2 separate regions of the Mus musculus genome follow, and region 1 is linked to region 2. A link is a contact called in ENCODE POLR2A ChIA-PET data. All regions are on one chromosome and are shown on one strand. The core of a region is the stretch at or near the end of the contact, and the rest is flanking DNA. Distances in the headings are between cores, read along the strand shown.

Region 1 (6,448 bases), core at 2,726-5,225, 33 kb before region 2:
CACACCCCTACCTTTCTCTTTAAAGAACAAAAAACACTTAATTCCAATGAATTTCGTCCATGGTGAGGTAAAGGTACTAGCTGAGGTTGAAGTCTTCTCCAACACATGTTTATTTACCTGTTCTGTGGATTTTTTGTTTGTTTTTTACACTGTGCTTTTTAACAATGACTTCTTATTCCTTGACAACAGGAATCACATCAATAACACCAGAATAGCTTTTCAGCTGTACTAAAAGACTTCATGAATGGTCTCTGTTCCCCTTCCTGGGGCCACTCAAAAGATGAAGATTCCTCTTTAAGTGAGTGCTTCTCCCTCCAGGACACTCAATTGTGTTCTAGAAAAGAAATGTGACCAGCTGTTTTCCCAAACAAAATATGTTTATGATTTTTATAATGATCCGTTACAATGATTTATCAGTGACTAAATTTTGAGAAATGAACCCTCTCTGCACCCAGTAATCTTAAACTATGCATGCAAAATGCAGGTTTTTCATTTCACTTGACTTTGATTCACTTATAAGTTTTCTTCTTCATCTTTTTGGCCATCCACCGTTTTTTAAACCTCTTGGCATTTTGTTGTTTCTGAGCTCCTATAAGAGAACAGAAGCTCCAGGTGTAAAAACAGTCAACAGGTATTCAAAACCCAAGAAACAAAGTCTGAGCGTCTAGTTTACATAAAGTAGATCTTTCAACTTAAAATCATGACCCACCTCCTTCCAAAAACCTTTTATTTGTAAAAACTACTAAAGCCAACAGATGAACGCGCTATCTTACCCCAGGTGCTAGTCAGAAACTGGGCTGCAGCCTTTTTCACTGGTGACCTCTTGTTGTTCAGAGACAGGAACTTGTTTACTAAAGGGAAGAATCACACATCACTGCTTTGTCATTGTGAGAAACTAAGGGAGAGACAGACATAGTCCATAAGAAAATTACCAGTAGTCCTTTTGGAATCTGAACCATATAAACAACTGTGGATGAAGTGTTTGGCTGCCTCTTGCCTTGAATCTCTCAGATCTTCATCTTTAAGCCTTACAGCCATGTAGCTTTCAATCTGACTGGTGATTAATACAAAAGGTCAACGTAAATTAGAGGGTACATGCTTGTTCTCCTGCATAACTCTGTAGTGTATGGTGCTGGGGACAGTCAACCCAAGGTGGCTCCCATACACTACGTACGTACTGTACCACTTGGCCAACATCCTTAACCCAACTTTTTCCGTCCTTAAGGTGGATGGGGTTAGGGTGGTGTCAAACTCAGGGCCTCACAGAAACAAGGCAGGGACTGTACTTTATGACTCCTAACGCCTACATGATCTCACTTTGTTACTATCAAAACTGATACTTTTCTACAAGTAAACCAATACTATCAACTACATGGAAACTGCATCCCACGGGGAAAACGGAACAAAACTCATTACCCGACAGACTGCACTTTCTGTACTTTAACTTTCTTGGAGTTTCTTCCTTTTGCATGCTGTTCACTTTTCTTTTTCAAATTAACTGAAAAAATAAGATCCACTTTGTAAGTAGTATTTATATAAATTAACACCTAATGGAAGTTACTCACTTTGGTGACCACCTATCATGTGAGTACAGGTTTTATTTTGAAGAAAATAGTGGAAAACAGGCTTAAGCCAACTTTGGCCAGGCCTAAGGACCACAAATAACCAAAAATTTCTGCAAGTGCACTTTACCATTACATGAAGTTACTTAACCAAGGACAAGTCATACCTTTTACGTTTTCTGGTGATTTCTTTATGCTGCGGGAGGAAAAAAAAAAAAAACGAAAGATGGGACTGGCAGGCAATAGAGAGTACTCAAAACAAGTATCCAAGATCCTCTCTCGATTTCATGACCCCTGCCCTTAATCTTTCCTCACTGAGCCACACAGCGCTGCCACAACTCCCAGTCATTTGACTAGTATGGAGTGTCCTCAGAACTTAAATTTGAGCACTGTTAATAGAAACTCAGAACTGTTAACTTAGCATTCCAAAGATCAAGTAAAGGCTGGTGCTAGTCTCACAGTATTGAGAAACTAGATTTAGACAACAGTTTGGACCCTGGAGACCAAGGATGAGTTCCAGGTACCTACGGAGTGACTAAACTGCCTGGAAGAGAAAGCACAGAGGCCTGTACAGATGGGAAGTTATGGAGGAGGGAGCGAGAAGAAAGGGTCCACACTTGACCTCGGGTAGGAAAGAGAAGGACCTCACCTAAAAGCACAAACATCTGCTTATATACCTCATGGATTAAAGATCTGAATAATTATGGAAAGTAACCAACAATTTGGAACTACTATTCTGATTTAAAAGAAAAAAGACTTGAGAAGTTAGAATGTTCTAAGGTCAGGTGTGGTGGTGCACACCTTTAATCCCAGCACCAAGAGGCAGAGGCAGGCAAATCTGTGTTTGAGGTCAGCCTGGTCTACAGAGCAAGAGTTACATGACAGTCAGGGCTACTGAAACCCTGTCTAGAAAAACAAAAAGAATGTACCAAGGAGTGAATTCAGCAGGGCGTAAACTCAAGCTTTGGGTTTGAAGCACTGGCAACACGGCTGCTAAACGAAATGAGGAACAGAGAAAGGGGTGGCGGCAGGTAGAGCAAGCTAAAGGAAAGTCTGGGTTTAAGTTCCTGCTGCAACACTAAATGTTCTCAGTCACTTACTTACCATCTATCTTGCTAGACAAAGTTGAGGAACTCCAAAAGCACTGTGTAGCTTTTAAGTTTGGGGAGAATTTCTTAGGGTCTACAGACTTTATGCACGTAGAAACTGCAATACTTACTCGGCCTCTGAAGCTGTAGTTAGCTGCTCTAATACAGCATCTGGAAGCAGCTTTCTTTTCTTTGGGGATAAAGACATTTGATGACAAGTTAAAGTGAGGTACAGGTATGCCTGGAGATAACTTCTAACGTTACTCATTTCGAACAGTCCTGAATTCGGGCCAATCTGTGAATACGTCCCTGCTGCCTCTAAACCGACAACATTAAGACTGGATTTAGAAAGCCCAATACAGGCCGGACATGGTGGCGCACGCCTTTAATCCCAGCACTCAGGAGGCAGAGGCAGGCGGATTTCTGAGTTCGAGGCCAGCCTGGTCTACAAAGTGAGTTCCAGGACAGCCAGGGCTATACAGAGAAACCCTGTCTCGGAAGAAAAAAAAAAAAAAAAAAAAAAAAAAGAAAAGAAAAGAAAGCCCAATACATTCCCTGTCATTTTACCCAAAGTAGCTCAACGTTCAAGTATCCCGGCTACTAACTGAAAGGTATTTAGGTATGGCCACTCGAAATCAGATCTCTGGGGTGCGAAAAAAGAAATCATTAGCTCCAGCCTAGAATTTTAAAAACTCAAGCAAACCTCACCACCTCTGGAAGCCTGTAAGACCTACTGTCAGGGATAGATGAGTGTCAGTGCTTCCACGCCTACTTTGAATTACGGCAGACTCCAAGAAACGCCAATGGCCCTTGCACCTCTCCAGTACCCTATCCTTTAAGGAGCTTTTAGCAAGGGAACTCTAGCCCCGGCCGAGTTTACATAAGCGACAAGTCCCGCGTCCAACCTTCTGTTCGATGAACAGCTCCTCGCGCCGTTTCCTCTTCTCCTTCAACAGCGTTTTATCCCTGGAAGGAAAGGAGTCGGGTCAGCGCCGGCCGAGCCTGGGGAGTCCCGAGGCGCCAACATTCCCGGGCGCTGCACCTGCGAGCACTCGCGCGCACGCGCAGCTCCTCCTCCCGGGCTTCCGCCTGGGCGCTGGCGAAAGTCAGCTCCTCCGGGGCTTCGTCGTCCGCGTCCTCCTCCTCGTCCAGGGGCTCGGCGGCCGCGCCACTGCTAGGCTGCGCGAGCAGCAGGCCGTGCTCCGCCTCCTCCTCCTCCGAGGCCGCCTGGTCCTCGTCCACCATCGCCTCAGCCGGCGCGGGAATACGCGACAAGCGGGGCCGGAGCTGCACCATGGCAAACGGAAAGGCGGCTGTCTGACCCTTGACCCGGAAGCAGCCGTGCGCGGTGCGCGCTCTCTACGCCCTCTGCTGGTTCGGAGGCCGCGAAACGTGCTGAGGCGCGTGCGCGGGAGGGCGGGGCTTTTCATGGCTGAGACGGGGGGGGGGGGTAAGAGGGCGTGGTTTCGTGCTGCTAGGTGTCGCCGCCTTTTTTTTTTTTTTTTTTTTTTTTTCTCCCCCAGGTTGCTTAGATCTATGGAACAGAGGCAAGGGTATAATAAATAACGAAATAAATGACCATCGTTGCTTGTGAGATGCATCCCTGTATGTATTGTGTACGACCCACCCCCATCACCACCCCCACCCCCTCCAACCCTTGCAATCCTCTGCCCATATATTTTTTGGGAATACATGGCCCACGTGATGTCTTTTACCAGCTATACAGTAGGAAATGATTCTTCATTCCCTAATCTATCCGTGCACTTGGATGAGCTGTCCTCTCTGATATGTGTTCCCCTACGCAGAACGGTTGACTTTCAACGTCCCACCCAGAGACCATGGCATGTTTAGTTACACTATTCTCTAAATACTCAAGTCACCTGGCTGTTGCTTCTACCATTCTAAAGTCATTGATTTCTAATGTCACACTATATGTTCGACAAATGGTTAGTTAACATATATACTTCCTACTTCTAAACCTTATCCCCCCCCCCCTCTTGTTTAGAAGCAGTTTCCAATTTAAAAAGAACAAATAAGTGTGGATAAAAAGATCAAAACAAGGCCTGTAGGTGGTGGTGCATGCCTTTCATCCTAGTGGTGCGGGGCAGAGGCAGGAGGAACTCTTGTGAGTCTAGGCCAGCCTGGTCTATGGAGTGAGTTCCAGGAAAGCCAAGGCTACACAGAGAAACCCTGTCTCAGAAACAAAACAAAACAAGAACTGCTAGAGACATCGTAGGCAGAGAAGGATGGGGAGGGTGGCTCTGAAACGTCTGGGCTCGGTCAGATAGAAAATACAAATGAAAAACATTCTCTGAGTCCGGCAGAGTAGTGCACGCCTGAAATCCCAGCACTCGGGAAGCCGAAGCAAGAACATCTTAAAGTCTGGGCCAGCCTGAACTAAAGTGAAACCTATTGCAAGAAAACAAATGTTTGCATCAGCAGACCCCTACAGTAACTAGCATTGAGAGAGGTTAAACTGAAGCCCGGTGACAACCTACCAAAAGCATGTGATGGTCCATACGTGTAGATGCCGCATTAAAGTGTCACAGAGGGCAGGAGAGACGGCTCGGCAGTTAAGAGAACTTCAACTTACTGCTTGCTCTTCCAGAGAACCTTAGTTCAGTTTCTAGTACCTATGTCAAGCAGCACACAACCACTTTTTTTTGTTGTTTTGTTTTGTTTTGTTTTTCGAGACAGGGTTTCTCTGTGTAGCCCTAGCAGTCCTGGAACTCACTTTGTAGACCAGGCTGGCCTTGAACTCAGAAATCCTCCTGTCTCTGCCTCCAGAGTGCTGGGATTAAAGGCGTGCGCCACCACCGCCCGCTACATAACCACTTATGACTAGTTCCAGGGGCTCCAAGGGCTTTGGCCCCTGCAGTACGCATAGCCATTGCATACAGACAGACACACAGACACACACCTTGGAAAGGTATCACTGAAATTATAACTAGCTCCCTAGCTTCAGCTTACCACCTCCAGTGTGACCCTCATGCTGCCTGGCTACTTCTCCAGACTCCCAATTGGTCAGATAATCTATCTCCTTCACGCAAAGGACTTTTAGGATTTGTTACAAATGACTGTCACCTATGGTACACGCAACTCTCCCTTGTTGCCTGCGGTAGATCATTTTAAATGTCAACATGGTTGGACTAACAAACACCTGTGGGGAGCCACGAAGTCCTGAGTAAATGAGTATTGTTGACATGGGTCCAGCCACGTCAGTGTCAAGGACCCTGATGCCCCAGTGGCAAAGCTTTCCCTGGGTCAGGTTCAGGGAAATGGCAAAGGCTTCCTGTGCCAATGTTGGCAGTGTGTGCAAAAACTAGCAAGGGCAGCTCCTTCCTCGTGGGCGACTACAACCTGAAATGGCTCCCCTCCAGTCTTCCCATAGAGACTTCTGAACCCCTATTCCTTCTGCTACCCATAATAAACTTGCTGAGTCCCCGAGTTGCATAGGACGTGGCCTCCATCCAAGTGACGCAACCCACCCGACCCCAGCTTTTCTGCATGCCTTTCTGGCATTTGTTCCGATGTCTGTCACCTCTTCGTTTCCAACTTGCTGTCTTCAGCTTTCCAGTACCCGGCTATGCCGGGTTCGGCAAACACCTAACGCAACAGTGAGGCACACCTTTTCCATGTGCCTGCTGGTTCCCAGAGAGGATTCGCTGAGGAAGAAATACCCTGAATGGGAGGAGCGGACTGTAGTCTTAGGGAACCGGGAAAGCGAATGGAGTACTGGAAGTCCCTGGCTCTGCTTCCTGCGCAGCCGCAGACCAAGCCATTCCCTCCCCCAGGTCT
Region 2 (6,681 bases), core at 2,720-5,219:
ACAAGAGAAGTGACTCCTCTGTCCCCTGACCTTCACAGTGTGCTGTGGTGTGAACACAGAGAAGTGACTCCTCTGTCCCCTGACCTTCACAGTGTGCTGTGGTGTGAACACAAGAGAAGTGACTCCTCTGTCCCCTGACCTTCACAGTGTGCTGTGGTGTGAACACAAGAGAAGTGACTCCTCTGTCCCCTGACCTTCACAGTGTGCTGTGGTGTGAACACAAGAGAAGTGACTCCTCTGTCCCCTGACCTTCACAGTGTGCTGTGGTGTGAACACAAGAGAAGTGACTCCTCTGTCTCCTGACCTTCACAGTGTGCTGTGGTGTGAACACAAGAGAATTGAATCCTCTGTCCCCTGACCTTCACTCACCCACACATACATGTTTTTTAAAAAATTTAAACGAGTTAGCAATACAAGAAGATAACCAAAAATGGCCTCTGGCCTTCATATATACATTTGTACACACACACACAAATATATATATTCACATACACATCAATTTTTGTACAGAATTCATGGTTGTATTCCTATGACATGCCAAAATAAATAAAGACTAGGGAAGGAGAGGAGGTACAGACGTAGGAAAGCAGGAGCAATGAATGTGTCCTGTGTCCTGATCATGGTGACAGTTACATGGCATGTCTATCAGAACTTACAGAACTCTAAACTCAAAGGGTTCATTTGACTATATCTGAGGTCTATTTACAAATAACAAGTAAAAACTTTTAGCTTTAAAGGATGAAGTTCAGGGGAAGAATGTCCCAGCCACCAACTATGACTATACAGTGGCTTTAAAATGGTTAGGGCTAGCTGGGCAGTGGTGGCACATGCCTTTGATCCCAATATTTAGGAGCCAGAGGCAGCTGGATCTCTGAAGTCCAGGCCAGCCTTGTCTACAGAGCAAGTACCAAGACAACCGAGGTTATACAAAGAAATCCTGTCTCGAACACCTCCCTCCCCACCCCCAAAAATGTTAGTTCTGTGGGACGGTTATGTTCATTGTCATCCTGACTCCATTTAGATCACCATGGAAACACACCTCTGAGATCATCTTTGAGGGGGCCTCTGAGGAGGGAAGACGGCTCGGTCACATGGGCTGGGGTCCTGGACTGAATCAAAAGGAGAAAGCGGGCTGGAGAGATGGCTTAGTGGTTAAGAGCACTGACTGTCCTTCCAGAGGTCCTGAGTTCAAATCCCAGCAACCACATGGTGGCTCACAACCATCTGTAATGGGGTCCGAGACCCTTTTCTGGTGTGTCTGAACAGTATAGCGACTGTATACTCATATACATAAAATAAATATATCTTTAAAAATGAAAAAGGAGAAAAGTTGGCTGGGTACCAGCATTCATCCGCTCTGCTTCCCGACTGCAGATGTGGTGTGACCAGCTGTCTCCGGATCCTGTTGTCATGCCTTCCCAGTGATGATGCTCTGGCCCTCAAACTGTGAGCCAGAACAAACCCCTCCTTCTGAAAGTTGTTTTGGAAAGGTATGTAGTCACAGGGATAAAAATGGAACTAAGGGCAAACTGTGTGTTCTCTGCACTTTGACTATTTATTTATTTATTTATTTATTTATTTATTTATTTAATTGAGACAGGGTCTCTCCATGTAGCCCTTCCTGTCCGTCATGGAACTCAACCAGGCTGACTAGACCTTGAACTCACCAAGATCTGCCTGCCTCTGCCTCCCCTACTGCTGCGGTTAAAAGCGCTTGCCACCACTGTCAGGATGTAACCAGTTTTTAGAAGTCAGAATGAGAGTTTTATATCACCGGATAGAGATCAGCAGAACACATTGCTGGAGGGGAAAGGTTAATTAGTGAGAGATAGGGATGACAAGAATTTGGTACTTATTAGGATGCATAAAATTATGAATCCACAAGAAATTAGTAAAAGAATTAGGTGTGGGTAGGAAATAGTATATAGGGAGATATGAAGGGAAGCCAGGGTTTCAATATCTATGTGAGTGAATATCTTATGTGGACTGTCAGTGTCTTCCAGGCAGCACAAATCATGGAGAAACTAAAGGGTGTTAGTTGTGAGATGTTTTTATTTAGGTTTATTTGTTTTATGTGTGGGAATGTTTTGCTTTGGTCATCTGATTCTTGAAAAGCAGCAGGCTTTTGGGTTCGTGACTTAGACAGGATTACTGAGTGGTCTGGATTTTTGTCCTCATTCACTGTGGTCACATGGAACCTTACCTGGTGATGGTGTTTTATGGCATGGCTTATATTTAACAGAGCACCAAGGCCTATCAGTGGCAAGAAAGCCACCTACTTTTAGAACTGAGCAGGGTACCTGAGTGGGTATTTCTCAAAGGAAGACACTGGGACCATGGAATGAAGCCACAATGAACTATCAGCACAAATCTGCTGGAATTGGCTAGTTATCAAAAAGACAAAAGCTAACATTAACAAGGATGTGGATGAAAAGGAACTGAGATACTGCGAATGTCAGTTAGCATAGCGGTTTTGGTAATCAATATGGAGATCACTCAACAACTTCAAACCAGAATTAGCACGTACTCTAGCAAGCCCCTCCGAGCTTGTTATGAAGGGATTGAAGGTCAATGTGGGCAGGAGAGAGGTATCTACACTTCGATGTTAATTTTGGTGTTACCCACATGGAAACAATCTAGGTGGCAATCAACAGAGGACTAAGGCAAGTGTAGCCTGTGCACACACAATACAATATTAGAACAAGTTCTCGGGCTGGGGAGATGGCTCAGCGGTTAAGGGCACCGACTGCTCTTCCAAAGGTCCTGGATTCAAATCTCAGCAACCACATGGTGGCTCACAACCATTCGTGAGGAGAACTCCCTCTTCTGGCGTGTCTGAAGACAGCTACAGTGTACTTACATATAATAAATAAATCTTTAAAAAAAAATGACCCTGCTAACCTAAGTGAAATAAGCTAAGCAGAGCAGGGCAGGTGGACCGATTTCACACGAGGAGCATAGAAAGGAACAGAATGGTGGTCACCAGAGGCTGGGTGTGGGGAACAAGATGGGGGCATGGAGATGTCTGTCAAGGGCAAGTTTGACTGGTCTTTTGTAGGGCACAGCAACCAAAGTTGATAATGAAGTGATGCACATTTCAAAACTTTAAAACGAGTGAACTCGTAAGGTTCTTACTAAAAAATTTCGAGATGACAGACACATTAATCAGCTTAGCTATCTCTTCTTATATATAATCCATGCATTTATCAAAAGTCCCCACTGCAGCCCAGCAATATACACTACCAACTGAAATGCAGGAGTAGGCACAGGGCAGAGTGCATGGCAACTGTCCTGCAGAAACGTTCACAGGCCTTCCATAAAGACTTTTTGGACACCAAAAGCTCCCAAATGAGATCAGCACCCCAAGAGTCCCAGGCCTTGACACCAACCCTCTCCGCTCATACCTGCTCAGGGCTACCTGCCTTCTAACCTAAAGGGTACAGCCTGGAACCCAGCTGATCACCTTTCCCAACACGTGCGTGCCCACCCTCCAGCCCCCACCCTCGGAGGGTTTTCGGCCCACCTCTGCAGCTGTCGCTCCTGAGCTCCCATCTTCCCAGAGTTGAAAAGTGCGCTACCCCCAACCCTGCCCCCCTCTCAAAAACTTTGGGGCACCATCCTCCCGGCTCGTGGCTGCGCTTTGACCTTTCCCCCTTTCTCTGCTGCCACGATCACCACATCCTGCCGGCTCCACCTTCAGGTTGTGTCGTGATCCTACCCTTTCTGCACTCCCACCGCCACCACTACAACCCGTCCCTGTCACCTTAGCCAAAGTGCCCTTCCTTCCGGTCACTGCCTTCCCGGGCCCAGCTGCTCCCCTAGGTTTCACTCCTACGCCTGGCCCATCCAGCCAACCACAGCGTCGCCGCCGACCCCACCGGCACCCCATCGCGCATGCGCGGGATGGGGCGCGCGGAGCCGAAACAAAGCCCAGACCCCCACCAGTGCCAGACACGCACCTGCAAAAAGCGGTGGGGACCGTGGAGCAGGAGAGGCCTGGGGCGGGGCGCTCCACGTCCTGGTGCCAAGCCCTGGCTGCAGCGGCCCCTGCCGGAGACCCGGAGCGCGACATACTATTGGTGGGACCACGAGTCAGTGGAAGGAGAGGCGACTTGCATGTGTCTTTGTGACCTTCCAAGGCTCATTCCACTGCCCAAATAGGTCAAGAACTACCTACCGCCTGCTCTGTGGCCTCCTTGAGCACACTGGGGGATGCAATTTCAGCACAGAGCTTAGCAAAATCAGAGTCGATTCCCCTGAAAATCTGTGGCCTGGCGAGTCGGTTCCGGGCTAGCCCAAACTGCTCCAACACAACCTAGAGGTTATGATCACTACTGCTGGTGCAAGATCGACTAGCTTTAGGGACAGACTTCTCTGGTCAGGCTCATCAGCATGGCTTTTCTAATACTTCAATTGGTGATGGAGCCAGGGAACCAGAAAGGGAAATAATCCGAGAATTTGGGAGCAAACAGTTCACATTTATCTTTCCCAGGTTAAAACTCAAATGTCGCTGGGCGTGGTGGCGCACGCCTTTAAACCCAGCACTAGACTAGGGAGGCAGAGGCAGGCGGATTTCTGAGTTTGAGGCCAGCCTGGTCTACAAAGTGAGTTGAGTTCCAGGACAGCCAGGGCTACACAGAGAAACCAAAAAACAAAACAAACAAACAAACAAAAAATCTCTCCTCGCCTCTCCTCTCCCCTCCCCCTCCCCCTCCCCCTCTTCTCTTCTTTTGGTGTTGGAGATGTTGAACCCTGCACCTTTCTCGTGTTATGCAAGCACGCTACCACTGAGCTACATCTCCAGCTCTTCAGTTGCTTTTCATGCTTGTGACAATAACTGCCACACACGTTAATTCTTTACTATCAATACGTGGAGGACAGGGAGAGACATTCAGCTTCTTATTGCATATGTAGCCCTCCATCACCCACGGGGTCTGCCATTTCTTTCTTTCTTTTTTTTTTTAATTAGGTATTTTCCTCATTTACATTTCCAATGCTATCCCAAAAGTCCCCCATACCCCCCCCACTCCCCTACCCACCCACTCCCCCTTTTTGGCCCTGGCGTTCCCCTGTACTGGGGCATATAAAGTTCGCAAGTCCAATGGGCCTCTCTTTCCAGTGATGGCCGACTAGGCCATCTTTTGATACATATGCACCTAGAGACAAGAGCTCCGGGGTACTGGTTAGTTCATATTGTTGTTTGAGACGCTGTATTTCATCAAAGTCCAGGAGACTTCCCCCACATCCCAGCTCTGATGCTCCGGCCACTCTAACCTTTCTTCTAGGCTTGGAAAGGCCACCTTTTCCCAACCTCACCTCACACAAGAGATGGTCTGAAGTGGAAATTTCAGGTAGTGTCATGTGATGCAGACTCACATGGTGTCTTGCTGAGGCAAGATCCATGGAAGGACACCAAGAGCTTTGAAGAGAGTATAAATAGGACTCAACAGAATGGGGTGAGATGCTTGCTTAGCTAGCTTTGCAATGCTTCATTGGTCTCCAGCCTTTGCTGATCTTTGCTTCATTGATGGAGTTACGGCAAAGAACGTTTCCCGGTGTCCCAGCTGATCCAATTTGGTGTAGGCCTGGTGGTTTCTGCTGGATCCTGCTGCCACTGTTGATTTGTGTTTGGTATCCTGACACTACAGAACTATATTGCTGGTGTCCTGACAATAGTGATTGGAATCACCCCCAAAGAACCACTTCTAAACAGGTCCACATCTCCTTGTCTTGTTTGCTATTTTTCTCTCCCCAACCTTTGAACTGTGGGCTAGAAGGAGGGTCAAAGCATTTGAGAACCCTGATTAAAAGTAGGTTTTGAAAAAATCTAAGCTACAATGTTTCCTCGGTATTTTGGAATCAGTGGCCAAAAAAGTGTCCGAGGACAAGAAATGGCAGTGGCTGTGGTAAGTTTCCAGGCTCAGACTTAACTCAGGTCAGACTTCAGACTTGGTCATCCATACCATGATAGGTGCACATGGTAAAAGATGCCACCAGAAGAGGCATCTGGGGATCTGGGAGGGTAATAGAGAAGAGTCTCACAAGCAGGAAAGATTACAGACCCCTGAAAAGCAATCCTTTCTAAGGAAAGACAAAAGAAGGCATGTTGAGCAGCTGAGAGAGAATCCATGGTGGTTCTGAGGTTTGGGGGATCACAGTTCCAGGCACTGTATACTTATTGTTTTTGACTCTGCCCCTTGACAATACAGGAAGATGGAAATGGCTGGGGGGCTACAGAGATGGCTCAGCAGTTAAGAGCACTGACTACTCTTCTGAAGGTCCTGAGTTCAAATCCCAGCAACCACATAATGGCTCACAACCATCTGTAATAGAATCTGATGCCCTTTTTTGGTGTATCTGAAGACAGCTACAGTGTACTTATATATAATAATAAATAGATCTTTGGGCAGAAGCAAGCAGGGCTGAGTGGGGCCTGGAGCAAACAGAGGTCCTGAGTTCAATTCCCAGCAATCACATGATGGCTCACAACCATCTGTACAGCTACAGTGTACTCATATACATAAAATAATTAAATCTTTTTTAAAAAGAAAAAGAAAAAAGAAAGTGGGAATGGCTGATATAAAACTAAAGTGTTTGGCTCATTGAACTCTGCAGTGCTTGGATTCTGAGACACTATTCCAGGGCCTCCAGAGTCTTTAAAAGAACTGGATTCATAGCCAG

Evidence for each region. ChIA-PET counts read pairs that join two places held with the same protein, here RNA polymerase II (POLR2A).
Region 1: POLR2A ChIA-PET joins it to region 2 with 28 read pairs in Patski. The contact joins the promoter of Nol7 here to the promoter of Sirt5 in region 2. POLR2A ChIA-PET finds 5 or more read pairs at or near these places in 3 of 5 experiments (Patski and embryonic stem cell).

What each region holds. Positions count from the first base shown.
Region 1 is chr13:43,395,903-43,402,350 of GRCm38, reverse strand. Nol7 (nucleolar protein 7) reads right to left here and starts at 3,975. Exons shown (of 8, transcript NM_023554.2): 1 at 3,693-3,975; 2 at 3,556-3,616; 3 at 2,782-2,840; 4 at 1,730-1,758; 5 at 1,417-1,498; 6 at 933-1,054; 7 at 774-851; 8 at 1-589. The coding sequence starts at 3,946. The coding sequence ends at 510.
Region 2 is chr13:43,362,823-43,369,503 of GRCm38, reverse strand. Sirt5 (sirtuin 5) reads right to left here and starts at 3,969. Exons shown (of 9, transcript NM_178848.3): 1 at 3,960-3,969.